Linked DNA regions of Homo sapiens: region 1 is linked to region 2. A link is an interaction called in ENCODE POLR2A ChIA-PET data of the cell type or tissue named here. Cell type or tissue: IMR-90. All regions are shown on one strand. Links, peaks and the distances in the headings refer to the core of each region. The heading gives the core; the rest is flanking DNA. Region 1 overlaps HEBP1 (heme binding protein 1). Region 2 has its middle 15 kb from the start of MIR613.

What was found. ChIA-PET counts read pairs that join two places held together with the same protein. Peaks named below come from ENCODE experiments on the same cell type or tissue, not always from the same donor. Only the 100,000 strongest peaks of a DNase experiment are listed, where the experiment ranks them.
Region 1: POLR2A ChIA-PET joins it to region 2 with 5 read pairs; 4 of 35 experiments call an interaction of 5 or more read pairs at or near these places.

What each region holds. Positions count from the first base shown.
Region 1 is chr12:12,989,298-12,994,678 of GRCh38, reverse strand. HEBP1 (heme binding protein 1) reads left to right here. Exons shown (of 4, transcript NM_015987.5): 2 at 5,264-5,381. All of the region lies in intron 2 of GPRC5D-AS1 (GPRC5D and HEBP1 antisense RNA 1), which reads right to left. Among named protein-coding and RNA genes, the nearest start is that of HEBP1, 8.3 kb to the left of the region's middle. In IMR-90, for the core only: no CTCF peak of the experiment used is centred there; a DNase peak (open chromatin) is centred at 2,058; H3K4me3 peaks cover 827 bases; H3K27ac peaks cover 2,555 bases.
Region 2 is chr12:12,746,941-12,752,321 of GRCh38, reverse strand. It overlaps a transcript of APOLD1 not described here. Among named protein-coding and RNA genes, the nearest start is that of MIR613, 15 kb to the left of the region's middle. In IMR-90, for the core only: no CTCF peak of the experiment used is centred there; no DNase peak of the experiment used is centred there.

The sequences.
Region 1 (5,381 bases), core at 111-5,110, 240 kb before region 2:
GTTCCTAGAAAGGAGGGATCACTCAGGAGGAGGAGGTGGTGAAGTTGAGCCAAGCCTTGAAGGATGATAGGTGTATCATGGGGGACTTGGCTCTCCAAGTCAAGCTGGAGTCCCTTCTTGGCAGCCTTTCTTTCCTTGCTGTGGACTTTGTGCCTGGAGAACAGGCCAAGAGCACAGGTTGCTCGTGCCATTTTATAGATCTCTTTTCTGCTGCAGAGACCCTCCATTCAAGACCCAGACATACTTGCAAAATCCTATGTTTAGGTCACAAATGTCAGTTGAACTAATTTAGAGTAGATGAACTGGCTTGCTATCAAATCACCATCACTGGACTAATGGTTACAAAATCCAACTCCCACAACAGCCTCTGAGTTCTTCTGAGATCTGGCCCCTGCCAGAACACCTTTTTTGTGTCCTGCTTGACAGTCTTTGCTCCAGCCACAACTATTTGTAATATTTGTACTCACAGTCATCATACTGTTCTTGACCCCTCCTCGTTTACTCTTATGGTACCCACTACCTGGAATATCCTCCCCAAATGATCAGAGCATTTACTGCATTGTACAATAATTTGTGTAATACTCCTCACCATCCTCCTGATTATCCCTATCATATTAATCTCCAAATCTGTACCACCTGGCAAAGGTTTTCGACAATGTTTATTCCATGAATTAATAAAGTAGTGACTGAACGTCCGGTTGGGTGATCTGTGACCACCTCAAAGTCAGCTTGACCTCCCCAAACATGTTATCACATACACCCATGCCCCATAAACTAACCTAAGTGGTCCTTTCCTGTGTTCCCATACTGCCCTGGCACTCCTTGCCCCCTAAAAATATCATTAGATGATAACATTCTGTTTTCCTGGCATCTTCCCTTATAGCACCTGTAACAATGTTCAGCACATGGTAGATACTCAGTAGTTGTTGGTTAAATGAATAAAAGAAGAAAAAGACCAAAGGAAAGAGCCAGTTAGCTCTTTCTCCAGTGAGATCTTGTTTTTGGTCTTCCCATTTGTAAAAGAAGTAACTGCGTAAAATGACTTCTGATACCTCTATTCTGAATTTGATATGGGCATACAACTGTCCGCCCAAAGTATCTAACACAGTGGCTAAAGAGAGAGGTTACAGACTGGGCAACATTGCAAGACCCCATCTGAAAGAGAGAGAGAGAGAGAGAGAGAGAGAGAGAGGAAAAGAAAAAAAAAAAAAGCAAAGACACTTTGGAAGGCTGACATAGGTGGATCGCATGAGCTCAGAAGTTTGAGACCAGCTTGGGCAACGTGGTGAAACCCTGTCTCTACAAAAGAAGACAGAGAAAACAAAATACAAAAAAAATTAGCTGGGCATGGTGGCACACACCTGTAGTCCCAGCTACTTAGGAGGATGAGGTGGGAGGATCACGTGAGCCCAGGAGGCTGAAGTTACAGTGAGCCAAGATTGTACCACTGCACTCCAGCTTGAGCAACCATGAGACCCTGTAAGAAAGAGAAAGAAAGAGAGAGAGAGAGAGGAAGGAAGGAAGGAAGGAAGGGAGGGAGGGAGGGAGGGAGGGGGAAACGAAAGAAAAAAAGAAAGACAGAGAGAGGAAAGAAAGGAGGATAAAGAAAAGAAACAGAGGTTTAAATGCTCACTTCACCCCCCATAGCTTTAGAGAACCTTGCAACGAGTATTAGACTGGAGTAGACTAGAGTTTGGGAACTGGAATTTTTGTTTCAGTTTCACCATTCAGTAGTTACATCACTTTGAGCAACTTAGTCTCTCTGGTTCTTCATTTTCTCCTTGATAAAATTAGTTAGATTAGGTAAACTTTAAAACCATTTTAGGTTCTGAACTTCTGTGATTCACAGGATAGTGTTTCTGGAATTTAAAACATTACAAGTGCCAAGGGTAGGTGCGCTCTCAAATGAAAGGGGAGTTCTGGAATTCTCTGCAGCAACAGAAAGAGCAAAACACCCTAAGTTTACTTAACAGTTTGCTACTGAAGGCTCTTTGGAAGTGTCAGATTCACCAGATGGAGGGCTTCACAGCAGCCTCAGAATGATTCAGCACGGTGCCCCACAGTCAAGGCTGACTTGCTGCCTCATGATTCCTGGTCTGGCGCAATTTCCTCTACCCCATGTGAAGGGGGATTTAAGTACAAACTTGGCACTCAGGGTTAAAATTACAATATTAAGGCCGGGCACAGTGGCTCATACCTGTAATCCCAGCACTTTGGGAGGCCGAGGTGGGCAGAACACCTGAGGTCAGGAGTTCGAGACCAGTCTGTCCAATGTGGCAAAACCCCATCTCTACTAAAAACACAAAAATTAGCTGGGAGTGGTGGCGTTCGCCTGTAGTCTCAGCTACTTGTGAGGCTGAGGCAGAAGAATCACTTGAACCTGGGGGGTGAAGGTTGCTCTTAGCAGAGATCACACCACTGCACTCCAGCCCGGGTGACAGAGCAAGACTCTGTCTCAAAAATAAAATAAATATTAAATATGCTCATTGAGACTACACTTGCCACTCACAGCCGTACAGTCCTGCCTTCCTCCAGAGACACCTTCTGTCCCCCTGGGAGTCACACCCTCTTCCCTAGTTGTGAATCTTCAGTCTAGGATATTATATGAAAACCTATTTGACCAGTCTAGGGCAGCCAGGTTCCCTACCATGTGTCTGTTTTTCATAATCATTGTTAGGAGACACAGCACCTTAATCAAATAAATATCTGTTGCACTTCTCACATGTAAAGCTCTGTGGTATAGTTTCTGCCCATAAAGGCTTTATTGCAGATTGTTAAAACTATAATAATGTTTCATTACCAGATGGTAAAATTAACATAGACCAACTTTCCTTCTTCTAATGGGATGGAATAAAATTCACTCCAGTAGAGTAGAAGAGAAGAAAACAGGATAGGGGAAGGAACAAAAAAAAAGCCAGGATGCATCTCATCCATAAGGGTAAAGCATTACTTTGTGAAACTTTAACTATGTGTATATTCATGATAAGACAGGCTGTAAAAAATGCTTTCCTTCTTGTGGATTGTGATTTTTTTTCAAAATGTGAAGAACACTGCCTTACAGTATGTCCAGGAATACAAAATTAAATTATATGAGCAATCACGTGGCAAGGAGCAGGAGATGTACTGAAGGAGAGCTGTGGGGGTCCATAATGAGTAAACACCAGGGAAAGGATAGTCCAAGGACAGGGCCTCAATGCAGAAAGTGGTGATGGGGAGATGAAAGAAGGATTTGTGTGAAAAGAGACAGTGGAGCTGAGCATTAAGCAGATTGGGAGGCTGTGATTTAGTGAGACAAGAGTTAGGGAGAGGATATGCTGTGTCTGGGAGCACGGTGTGAACAGAGCTACAGTCAGCCCTTCCTGTCTGTGGGTTCTGGATCCACGATTCAACCAACCACAGATGGAAAATATTCAAAAAATAATAATAGCAATACAGCAATAAAAAATACATAAATCAACAGCAGAGGCCAGGCGTGGTGTAACTGCCCAGTGGGTTCACCTTGCCTGCTGCCTAGATAGAACCAATTTATCAAGACAGGGGAATTGTAATGGAGAAAGAGTAATTCATGCAGAGCCAGCTCTGCGGGAGACCAGAGGTTTGTTATTACTCAAATCAGTCTCCCTGAGCATTCAGGGATGAGAGTTTTTAAAGATAATTTGGCAGGTAGTGGCTTGGGGAGTGGGGAGTGCTGATTGGTCAGGTTGGAGATGGAATCATGGGGGGTGCCAAGTTAGGTTTTTCTTGCTGTCTTCTGTTCCTCGGTGCAATGGCAGAACTGGTTGGGCCAGATTACTGGTCTGAGTGGTGTCAGCTGATCCATCGAGTACAGGGTCTGGAAAATATCTCACGCACTGATCTTAGGTTTTACAATAGTGATGTTATCCCCAGGAGCAATTTGAGGAGGTTCAGACTCTTGGAGCCAGAGGCTGCATGACCTCTAAATTGTAATTTCTAATCTTGTAGCTAATTTGTTAGTCCTGCAAAGTCAGACTGGACCCCAGGCAAGAAGGGGGTCTTATTGGGAAAGGGCTGTTACCAATTTTCTTTCAGAGTCAAGCCACGAACTGAATTCCTTCCTACAATTAGTTCGGCCTAAGCCCAGGAATCCCACAAGGACAGCTTAAGGGTTAGAAACAAGATAGAGTCAATGAAGTCTGATTTCTTTCACTGTCATAATTTCCTCAGTTATAATTTTTGCAAAGGCAGTTTCAATTGTGGCTCATGCCTATAATGCCAACACTGGGAAGCCAAGACAGGAGGATTGCTTGAGCCCAGGAGTTTGAGACCAGCCTGTACAACATAGGGAGACTCTACCAAAAAAAAAAAAAAATTTTTTTTTTTAATTAGCAGGGCATGGTGGTATGCACCTGCGGTCCCACTTACTCAGGAAGCCTAAGTAGGAGGATCGCTTGAGCTCAGGAGGTCGAGGCTAGTGAGCCATGATCATACCACTGCACACCAGCCTGGGTGACAGAGTGAAACACTGTCTCAAAAATAAATAAATAAATAAAATACATGTGTGTGTGTTTGTGTGTGTGTGTGTGTGTGTGTGTGTGTGTGTGCACAGAGAGTAGCAACTATTTGCTTGGCTTTTACATTGTATTAAGTATTATAAGTAATGTAGAGATGATTTAAAGTATGTATGAGGATGTGTGTGGGTTATATGCAAAATACTACACCATTTTATATCAGGGACTTGAGCATCCATGGATTTTGGTATCCATAGAGGTCCTGGATCCAGTCCCCCAAGGAGGCCAAGGGAAAAATGAACTCTGATTCCTTGAATTGCAGTCCTCCTACTAGAATGAGCCTAATTTTGGGAGCTTCACAGTTTTGTTGGATTGTCATCGTTGTATTTTTTGTTTCCTCCCTTCTAAGTTTATCTGTATTTTTTTCTGAATCTCCTGTTTAACTTTATCTTCCAACCTGTTTACTGAATTTTTCTTCTCTGTTATCAGATTTTTAATTTCTGAGAGCTCTTTTGCTCTCTGAATGTTCCATTTTTGTAGCATTCTGGTTTTCAGGATGCAATATCTTCTCTTATCTCCCCAAGAATATAATGTATAAGATTTTCCTGCTTTGGATATTGTCTCTACAAGAATCCCAGAATCTATTTCTCATGGCCCTTCATACTCAGGCCTGTCCCTTCTGCTCTATGGCCATACCCACCAAGGAAAGTTTTTTAGCCCTCTGTTACTACTTCTAGAGACATCACAAGTTGCTACTTTGTACCTCTTAAACACTGTACCTTCTCTCTCTCTAGGAAGAAGTTGCCTATGAAGAAAGGGCCTGTGAAGGCGGCAAATTTGCCACAGTAGAAGTGACAGATAAGCCTGTGGATGAGGCTCTACGGGAAGCAATGCCCAAGGTCGCAAAGTATG
Region 2 (5,381 bases), core at 260-5,259:
CCTACCCTGCAAGAAGTAGAACTTGTGCTTTCTTGGGCTTGACTGGCTCCCAAAGAACAAAGAGAAGGAGACTAAGCCAATCATGTTCAGTTTATTATTCTAGAATTTACCAGTCAGATTAAATTACCCTGTCCAAAAACACAGGAGATAAAATCAAGTTCCTTCTTATAGAAGGTCTCTTCTTTCCACTGTAAAAAATTACCACAAATATAGATGCTTAGAAAACAAATTTATTCTCAATAGCTCTTGAGGTCAGAAATCCAAAATCCATTTCATTAGGGGTAAAGTCAAGGTGTCAGAGGGACTGGTTCCTTCTGAAGCCTCTGAGGGGAGAATGTTTTCTTGCCTTTTCAGTTTCTACTGGACTGTATTCCTTGACTTACGGCTTCTTCCTCCATCTCCAAAGCTCATCATTCCAATCTGCTTCTGCCGTCACATCACTTTATTTTACTGACTCTTCCTCTGTCCTTCTTATAGAGATCAATGGATTATATTGGACACACAAGGTAACCTCTCTTATCTCAAGATCCTCAACTTAATCACATCTGCAAAGTTCCTTTTGCCATATAACATACTCACAGATTCTGAGAATTAGGATGTGAACATACTTGGGGGCCCATTATTCAGCCTATCACAGAAGGTAATATCGAGGTTGCCTAAGAGTCACTCCTGGGTGGGCGTGCTGGCTCACGCCTATAGTCCTAGCACTTTGGTAGGCCAAGGTGGGTGGATCATTCGAGGCCAGGAGTTTCAGACCAGCCTGGGTAACATAGCAATGCCTTGTCTCTTCTGAAAATTTAAAAATTAGTGGGGCATGGTTGAACGCCCCTGTAGTCCCAGCTATTTGGGAGGCTAAGGCAAGAGGATCCCTTGAGCTCGGGAGGTAGAAGTTGTAGTGAGCCACATTTACACCACTGCACTCTAGCTTGGGTTAACAGAGCAAGACTCTGTCTCAAAACAAAAAAGAATCATTTCCCACTAATATTCTCTCGATGTTTTTTCTCTTAAGACATTGGTTTAACCATTCAGCCTATGCCAGCCAGAGGTGTGGCTGACATCCTCCAGACAGCATCTTGACAGCCTGTGAGGACCATCCTTGCCCCACCTTCATGACGTTACCCTTCCCTCTCATACCACCCTACTTTGTACCTTTCCAGGAACCCTGGTAGGCAATGGCGATTTTGCTCACATAAGGTTCCAAAATAGTTCACTATAACACATTAATATTTCAGGGGCCAGGCGTGGTGGCTCACACCTGTGATCCTGACAATTTGGGAGGCTAAGGCAAGTGGATTGCTTGAGCCCAGGAGTTCAACAACAGCTGGGGCAACATGGTGAAATCCCATCTCTACCAAAAGACAACCAAAAAAAAAAAAAAAATTAGCCAGGTGCAGTAGCCCATGCCTATAGTCCCAGCTACTTGCGAGGCTGAGGTGGGAGGATCGCTTCAGCCCAGGAGGTCAAGGCTGCAGTGAACTGTGATCACGCCATTGCACTCCAGCCTGGGTGACAGAGTAAGACCCTGTCTCAAAACAAACAAAAAAAAAAGGTTCAGTGACATTCTGTATCCAAGGCTTAACTCCATTTTTCTATTACTAATTTTTATTATGTTTATCCATACTGTCCACATATCAGAGGATCAACAATGAGATTACATGACAAAAGTATACTACACTCCAATAATATGCGCAAAAAAAACTCAATAAGAAAATACCAATAATATTGAGAAAAAATATACTTTAACATAAATCTCCTCCCTTTATCAAGTTTCTAGGGAGAAATTAATGTCCAAGAAATGAAATCCATCTCCTTATAAGTCAAAATCATGAGACATTAAAGATAAAAGAAAGTGAAGTTCAAAATAAAATTATCTTACATGTGTGGGTTAAAATTCAAAGAAGTCCAAAATGTATCTTCCCCAATTTCCTTTTTTTTTTTTTTTTTTTTTTGAGACAGAGTCTCACTCTTGTTGACCAGGCTGAAATGCAATGGCCCGATCTTGGTTCACTGCAACCTCCGTCTCCCGGGTTCAAGCGATTCTCCTGCCTCAGCCTCCCAGGTAGCTGGGATTACTGCCATGTGCCACCACACCCAGTTAATTTTGTATTTTTAGTAGAGACAGGGTTTCTCCATGTTGGTCAGGCCGGTCTCGAACTCCCAACCTCAGGTGATCCGCCCGCCTCGGCCTCGCAAAATGCTGGGATTACAGGCGTGAGCCACCGCGCCCGGCCATCTTTCCCAATTTCTTATTATGCTTTGTCTCTACCGGAAGGGATTTCAGTGTGGGGGTACAGTCAGGGATCTTTTGACAAGTACAGCTTAAGCTGTATTTCATTGGAATGGGGGCATTTCCTTCAGGGCCTCCAAGTCAAAAAATAATGATAATATTGTTACTAGTAGAGGGTCTTGACTGCAAGTTGTCCAAGTTCTTGGCGTTTTGAACAAATAATTGGACAAAATGCCCAGCAAAACAAAGAAAGAATGAAGCAACTAAAGAATGAAAGCAGGGATTTATTGAAAACGAAAGTACACTCCACAGTGTGGGAGCGGCCTGAGCAGCGGCTCAAAAACCCGGGTTACAGAATTCTGTTGGGTCCAAATACCCCCTACAGGTTTCCCATGGGCCACTTGGTGGTCACCTCATGTAAATAAAGTGGTGGTCCGCAGTTGCTCTGATTGGTGGCGGAAAGCCACCAATTAGAGGCTGAAGTTACCAACGTCACACTCCTGTGCAAACAACTAATTGGCTGCAAAAAGCAACCAATCAGAGGTTAAGGTGAAGTTACAAAGTTGCACTTCTATGGAAACTAAGACTCTGCCTGCAATCAGTCTGATTGGTTGCTGACAGCCAATTGCCCATCTGCTGGGCAGAAAAGGTGGGGGTTTGCAAAGGGAGTAGCCTCTGGTCCTTTTGTTACTTAGGCGTGGAATGTTAGGGTTTTTCTTTAAATTTAGTTCTAGAAAGTTAGCGTGAAATGACCTTAGGTTCCCTGTTTCCAGACCCTATTCTCCTGCCTCAATATCAGCCTAGTCTGGGATGTACTTTTTTCTAAAGAATCTATAGATTTAACAGAACATGTAAAATGATCATAGCACTGGCTCTATCCCAGCCATCTTCATAAAATAAGCCAATTCCTAGCAGGTAGCTCAAGCAGAATCGCATACCCAGAATCAGTGCTTTGGGTGCCCAAAGACTGTTGCAGAGACTGCAGCCTCACCAAAATGCCACTTGATCAATGCCAAGAGTACAGACCCCATGGCCTGTGAATTTAAACCCAGTTAGTAGAAATCTCCTGGTCACAGGTTAATTTCAGCACTGTGCACCTCACACTTACCACATCTGGGAAGATCCCCCTCTGAGTACTTTCTCCTGTCTCAGAGTATTTGAGAGGATGCTGCCTTCTTGTAAAGTTTAGAAATATGAAATGGCAATATCTTCAGTCATCACATCTTATTTGAGAGGAGCTGTTCTTTCTTACCCAGATATTCAAAGCCTTTATATTTCCACGTCCCCTTTGATCTTTAGGTGCCTGCACTGCAGTGCTGCAATGGAAGTGAACTTCTGCCTAGTAAGAGGGCTCCCACAATACCAAGTAAACATTTTTTTCCTGTGCCACAGTGGCTTTTCCCATTATCTTTTTCTGTGGAATTCCTTAGGCCTAAAAAAAAAAACCCATAATTATATATTTCAAAATAGCTAGAAGAAAGATTTGGAATGTTCCCAAAAAAATGATAAGTGTTTGAGGTGGTGCTGATCATCACACATTGTATGCATGTATCAAAATATCACATGCATCCCAGAAATATCCACAAGCATTATGTATCGGTTTTAAAAATTCACAAAAAAATATTGTTTGATACTTTATCATGCTAAGAAAGAAAGAGAAAATCTAAGCAACCAGTTTCTAGCAACCTTGAGAACAAGTAGAGGGACTGATTCTTGAGCCACATGAAGTCAAACTTAGCCCCTCCACCTTGCCCTCTCTTGCCCTTAAGGATAGTGCAAAACAACATAAAAGAGGAATTAAAACTTGGACTGTTTGTTTACATTACCTCGTGCTAACACATTGGAAGCCAATCTCTCACTAATGCTCCGTGGTCCATAGAGAACCCAGCTGCTCCATGGTTTAAAAACAGCAGATATTTTTTTCACTCTCTTAATATCTAAAAGGATAGTATATGAAAAGATTGTTTCTTTCCTCCTATAATTGAATCCTTGCATCAGCTGTGACTGCTTATTAACGCTCTTCAGCCTGCCAGTCCCCACTTAGGCCCTCTGACAGCCCCATGCCCTTGTCAAGGCCCTGCTACAGCCTCTGAATGACTTTTCCAAAGTTTTCCCCAGGCCATGGCTTTTAAGCACTAATGCACCACCACAAAAACCTACCTAGCCCAATATAAGCCTATACAAACTGCCAAGATTAACATGTCCGGCACACATACCAAGAACAAGACCCAGCGCCAAGGCCAATCCCTCACCACTCCAGAAGCCTCAATCACTCCATGTGTGTTCACTTGCTTCTCCCTAATTGTGCTCCTTCCTTTTTTCTTACATTTCAATTTTTTAGCCAATGAACCAAATGTTGCAAGAAGGGCCCAATAAAAAGCACCCCTCCTCCTTTTTAAATTTTACAGCCAACTAAGAAATAAGATAAAGGAATGGAGGGAGAGGATCAAATTATTAGTTTATTCCTGATAGGACTGGGTTGCAGGATGCAGTTTAAATCTGAGAGTCAGAAGAGCTTCCCAATACCAAGCTGCGGAATGAGATCTAGCAGTTCTGGTCCAAAGTAGACTTGCCTCCCTGGCGACCAGAGTGTCAGCCTGCCCCTACAGCAGGCCTCATGCTGGCTGGATTCCAAAGGGGAAAGTGGACAGGATAAGCTGAGCATGCTCACTTTATTTTCCCCAAATTTGCCAATTAAATCACAGCTCAGGAGCAGAGTTAGGAAAAGGCAGAGAAAAGCCAGGTGTTACACTAAAGCAACTCCCTTCACCTGGAATGACAGGTTTTGTTTTTTGTTTTTTTAACTAGTAAGAGACGTGGGCTAGACACGGTAGTTCACACAGTAATCCCAGTGCTTTAGGAGGCCGATGTGGGAGGATTGCTTGAGTCCAAGAATTCGAAGCTACAGTGAGCTATAATGGCACCACTGCACTCCAGCCTGGGTGACAAAGCGAGACTGTCTCTAGAAAAAAATATATATGTATTATTACATGGGTAATTAAATAACTTAAAAAGTAAGGCGGAAGTCGCTACCTGGTTCCATGATTATAATCTAGAAGTCTGAAGATTTATCTGGCATTATCAATTAACATTAGAGAATATGCAGCCATAAAAAAGAATGAAATCATGTCATTTGCAGCAACATTGGTGTAGC